Regions from separate parts of the Mus musculus genome. Here region 2 is linked to region 1. A link is a contact called in ENCODE Hi-C or POLR2A ChIA-PET data. All regions are on one chromosome and are shown on one strand. The core of a region is the stretch at or near the end of the contact, and the rest is flanking DNA. Distances in the headings are between cores, read along the strand shown. Region 1 holds the start of Utp25 (UTP25 small subunit processome component). Region 2 holds the start of Camk1g (calcium/calmodulin-dependent protein kinase I gamma).

The links. Hi-C counts contacts between places; a loop is a spot of excess contacts on that map. ChIA-PET counts read pairs that join two places held with the same protein, here RNA polymerase II (POLR2A).
Region 2: a map of v-Abl transformed pro-B cells shows a loop between it and region 1 (2.8-fold over the local background). The contact joins the promoter of Camk1g here to the promoter of Utp25 in region 1. A Hi-C loop is called at or near these places in 1 of 37 maps with a recorded cell type or tissue (v-Abl transformed pro-B cells). POLR2A ChIA-PET finds 5 or more read pairs at or near these places in 1 of 5 experiments (embryonic stem cell).

Annotation. Positions count from the first base shown.
Region 1 is chr1:193,128,868-193,131,567 of GRCm38, forward strand. Utp25 (UTP25 small subunit processome component) reads right to left here and starts at 1,384. Exons shown (of 12, transcript NM_145415.2): 1 at 1,177-1,384; 2 at 624-663. The coding sequence starts at 1,283.
Region 2 is chr1:193,368,909-193,371,643 of GRCm38, forward strand. It overlaps Camk1g (calcium/calmodulin-dependent protein kinase I gamma), which reads right to left and starts at 1,374. Exons shown (of 13, transcript NM_144817.2): 1 at 1,267-1,374.

The DNA.
Region 1 (2,700 bases), core at 134-2,633:
AGATAATTTTGACTGGAAAAGTCCTTAGGAAACCCGCTACTTTGTATAATGAATATACATTAACTCACAGACAAAACAAAAATCCCTATGAGCTTTTCAGCAAATATTACAGTCTCATCTCTTGAACCAAGCCGGGCATGAAACTTAAATAAAACAGTTAACCAAGCTATGGTTCTAATTGACATCAGCTGCACGTGGAAAGAAAACTGACTTTTCAAACAAAATTTCAGGTTATGAGTTTTAACTTACATCTCAGACATCAGGTTTCATGTTGCATGATGTAAGAGGAGAATTACAAGCAAGTGTCACTGTCTGAGTCTCCGGGCCCCTTGTCCATTTTATACTGTGTGAAGCCTTTCATGCACAAGGAGCCAGCACTCTGATGAACCCCTTCCACAGAACTTAAGACAGTGTCATGGGGTAGTTTCCAACCATAGCCTCTCTCATCACATGGTAATTTCTACAGCTGTCTCCATCACTTACAACCAATTGGGTAGCATTACTAAAATCACAGCTCACACCCAAAACAGAGAAACACGGGGATGCAAACCAAACTTTACGTTTACACCCAATCTTAAAGGTAACAACCCAATTCCAACTACTATAAAGAAAAAAAGCATTACCAGCTGACAAATCTGCGGCTTGGCTTCCTTCTTGGAAACCCTAAAATAGAAATAGATAACATTAAACTTTAGCTGCTAGTTCGTAACAATCACGAAAAGGCATAATGATTCTGCTTTAAATGAATACCAAAAAAAAAAAAAATGTCCAATACAGGATAATATCCAGTCAGTGTAAAAAATGAAATTCTGCATGCACAAGGGCAGAGATGATCAGCAGACAAAAGGGTAACAGACAAGAGAGCTCAATGACATCTCTTAAGAAAGGATAAGTCAGAAACTGGCTTTTAACGGCACACCGGGGTTCACCTCTCAGGGCCAACTTTATCTCCCGACCTCCCGTCCTGTTTTTGGAGACCCTTACGCGGCCCTGGCTGGGCTAAGCTGCGATTTCGCGCCTGAGCCCGCGCGTGCTCGGATGACAGGCAGCACGGCCCGCGGTCTCAGCAGGTCCCGGTGCAGAGCGCACCTCCGCAGCGGGGTTCCCGTCCTGCACCGACCGGACCCGGCTCAACTCGGCCGGAACCAGCCCTCCCGGCGGCCCGCGCACCCCGACCTGTCGTAGAAGGGGTGCTCCTCGCCGAAGTCGCGGAGGTGCTTCTTCTGCTTCTTGGTCATGGTGCTGAGCATCTGGCTGCGGCCCCGGTTCCGGCGTTTGCCCATAGCGGAAACGTCAAGCTCGCCACAAACAAACAAACAAAACACAAGGTTCCCAGTGGCAAGTTGTCGCTGTCGCACGTGGGCACGCTGGCTTTACGGCGGAGGCGGGAGCCGTAAAGCAAAGCTGCTTTACGCCCAGAGAGTACGACAGGCGTTACACCCTCTGGTCGCTATACTGCCCCCTGCCGGAGCGCCTCTAGCACATAGGCGTGTCTACGCATGCGTGATCGGAACACCAGCTCCTAGGGCTGCAGGGACTGGCTGTCTTTCCGGGATGGAGTGGCTTGCTTTGTGCTTATCTTTTACCTTTTTTTTTTTTTTTTTTTTCTCCAAAATTGAGGAGGACGAGGTTGGTGGTCCTTTGTCCCTCTCCCAGGAGCTAAGAACTGAACCCAGGACCTTGCACTGGTTTTCAAGCACTAAGCGAAATCCACAACCGCGTGGTTCGCTTTGATATGTCAATGTATGCTAGCAGAAATGGTTGAATGCTACTCAGAAGAATAAGGACCATCGCTTAAGGGTGCCCGCACACCCCACTTAACGGCACACTGTCCAGACGGATCTAGCGAGTCAGTCTGTTGAGAAAGATGCAGACACCGATGCTTAGCAAGAAAGATCATTCATTAGTCTCTGGGAGTATGTGAGGTGATCCTCTCCTGACATTGCTTCTTTAACAAAAGCAGAAACACACAAGATAAAGTAGGATCTTGTATGTGTTATCACCCAAACGAGTGAAACTGTACATTTAAAGTTGATGTGTATTAGCCTGAGTGTGAGTAATAGCCTAAACGGGCCAGGGGCGTTGCTCGCTCATATGTAGGGTGCTTAGCCAAGGTACTTTTCAAATCCTGGGGTTTGATCTTTAACACTGAGCAAAACAAACCCACACAGCAAATAAACTAGTGGTGACTCACACCTGTGATCTCAGTCCCCGGGAGGCCGAGGCAAGAGAATGAAGTGTTAGAGACCTTTACTTAAAAAATAAAATTGAGCCGGGCATGGTGGCACACGCCTTAAATCCCAGCTCTTGGGAAGCAGAGGCTGGCAGATCTCTGTGAATTTGATGTTACCCAGGGAAAATAAAACAAGACCCAACTTCTCTAAATAAACAAAGGAACGAACAAAAATAGCTGAGGCCTGTATTTCAAGGACACACAGCAATAGGTGAGGCTGTTTGACACCACACAAAGACATACTTCCCTTCAAAACTAACCGAGGTTCAATGTAAACAAAGTACTAGCTCCAGCTTAGACTCAAAGCACAACTGGAGACATCGAAACATCTTTCTGTGGAAGAGTAGGGGTTTACTCAGGTCCACCTGTCCGCCCTCTGTTCCAGGGTCATCTACTACTAATAATTAGGGTGGGAGTGGGAAAGCCAGTGGTGGTGGGGGACAACCCCCCCCCCCCAGCAAAAAAGT
Region 2 (2,735 bases), core at 124-2,623, 240 kb after region 1:
CCTTCAGGTTTTTCCCAAAGTTTCCGTCATCTTTAAACAGGGCTCTTTTACACACACACACACACACACACACACACACACACATCACAGCAACATGGAAAAGACTGGTGTTCAAATGCTGCCAGGACACAAGGGATGCTGGCTTTATAGCTATATCAGTCACCTTACTTCTCTGAGCTATATACTAAATGGGTTGCAGGGGACCATCTAGCACATCACTGGATGGATTAAAAGCCCATTGCCAGCTGCAAAGCGTGGCAGTATCAGCTATTACTAAGCACTTTGTACTCTGGTTCTCATCCTTGGCACTGGCTTAGCTCAGGTCCACAGGAATGATGGTCCCAGCCCAACCGTGCTCTGTGACCTGGAAAGATTCCTTAACCGAGACAGAACCCGCTTGACCCTCTTGACCCAGCTCAGAGATTTTTCCTCTTGATCAATTTTCTGTTTCCAGAGCAGGAGGCTGGCCAGGCTCACACTGCAGCTGGCCCTGCAACCACCTCCTCTAGTCTCAGGGTTAAAGCTGTGCGTCAAACTTACGTGGAGAGAGGGGCTAGCGTGGGTGGTGAATCCGAACCTACTCTGAATACCCCACAGAGCAACACTGGGCAAGTTTAGACTCCAGGAACAGATGAGCCCCTGGGGAAGGTGAAGGGACCAGCTATGACTGAAAGCTTTAGCTTATGTCTGTGTCCTGCATCTTTATGCAGCAGCCTTGGACCTGGGGTGGGAAGCTGAACCCTGTCTCCGAGACCCTGCTGCAAGGCCTGAGGCCATCTGCCCCCCCAAAAGAGCAGCCACAGGCTATTTACCATGGCCTTTGTATCCACAAGCTATCCATCCCCACCAAAGATGCTAGTGTGGGTGGGGTAAGCCATCTCCTTTGATAGACGAGTTAGGTCCCAGAGGTAAAGGAATGAAGGGTGAGCTAGAAGAGGGGTGCTAAGGAGCTATAGGTCCTGTTACCCCCTCCCATCCCCAGCCATACCCGAGCTCACTGGGCACAATGCTCTCCTATTTCTGTCTCTGCCCGTAAGTACAGAAGGTTCTCCTGGTCCAGCCCAGGAGGAATGATCAGATATCCCCCCCAGGAAGCACCTACTAGGGCCTCATACAGCTTCTCTTTCCATTACAACTTACCCTTGAGACTACAAGAGCCAGGAGAGACTGACAGGGGCTGAAAGGAAGTGAGTCTTCAAACCCTCTCCCTCTCCGTGCCAACAAGATAACCTCCCCAGAGACCAGAGAAGAAACAGGCTGTCTTACCCAGGGGCTCACAAGAAAGGTGCTCCAGTCTGTGATCTTGGCCAGCAAGCCTGCTCCTACAGGTCTGTGAGGATTAGCTGCCCCAGTGCTTTAACAATAAACCCAATTAAAGGGGAGGAATACAGGGGTTTTCTTTCCCAGGACTGTAACCAGGCAGCCTTAAAGGGGAGTAAAAGTAGCTAGAGTGGTTTGTATCTCTCCTTGCTTTTCTGGGCTCTGCTCTTCCTCCCTCCCTCCTAGGGAATTAAAAAAAAAAAAAAAAGCCAAGCTCAGAAAGAACCCTTTAATGCCCGAGTAGCTGTTTACACACTGTGTGTTTGAGGGCACAGCTGTGTTAAATGTTGTCTGCATTGATGTGTGAATAACAGAAAACAACGTGAGATTAAGTTGTGGATTTCCCCCTGAAGTGTAAACAGAAAAAAAGCAGAGAAGCTGTCTGGGACTGCCTGACTCAGTTTCCACTTTACACAGCAGTTGCTGGGTTAGGTGGTCTAAAAGCCCCTTCCCCCAGCCCTGGAACGGATCTGTATCTGCTGAGAAGTGGTCATCCTCGCTGAGCAGTGAGCCTATTATTTTGTCTCCGAAGGAGGAGGGAGAGAAGCCCCTGGTTTGGCAGGTTCTAGCCTAATCTCTGATGCCTCTCCTCTCCTCTCCTCTGGGCCCCCAACCCCATTCTGTCCCCAGTCATAACTCGGGAGACTGCAGGAGACCACTAGACCTCTAGAAATGCCCTGTTCCCTCTGGAACTTCATCTTCATCTCTCTGCCTTGCCCCTTGGCTAGTCTTCTTTTCCCTCTTCAGGTTCCTCGGGCCTCTGACTTCTGGATCTTGTTTTCTCCTTCTCTAGTCTCTCAGTGCTGCCCACCCACGCTCCCATAACCACCTTCATGAGGAACGCTCACCTGAATGTGGCCATATTCTAGCTACCTCCAACCTCACTTTTCTCCTGGAATTTTCCTCCTGAAGGTCAGTATCTATCAACTTCCCAGGAACTCTTCTTGTTTGTGCTGTCCCCAGATCCTGTTAGCCCTTAGACACGTTCGTATGTTCTTCCTAGTTAGCCTTCTATTTTGTGTCACCCCGAAGTGTTGGAAAAATAGCATTTTCATGGCTCCATGACAGGAGCTGTATTAAAAAGCATTATCCCTCTACCCTTGAGCCTGGCCTTGCTGTCTAGGGGTGATCACTTTTGTTACTTCTTACGCATGCCTCTGGCAAACTCATGGATGCCAACAAATAGAATATGTATGCATCTCCTTGTTATGCCTTCTGAAGTCTCTTGTTCTAGTCTACTTCCTGTCTCTGTGATAGACACCTTGACTAAAAGCATCATGGGACAGGAAGGGCTTATTTGAATTACACAGTTCTGATTACAGTCCATCACTGAGGAAAGTAAAGGCAGAACTTCAAGAGGAGCTGAAGTGAGACCTGGAGGGGTGCTGCTTACTGGCTTGCTCCCCTTGGCTTGC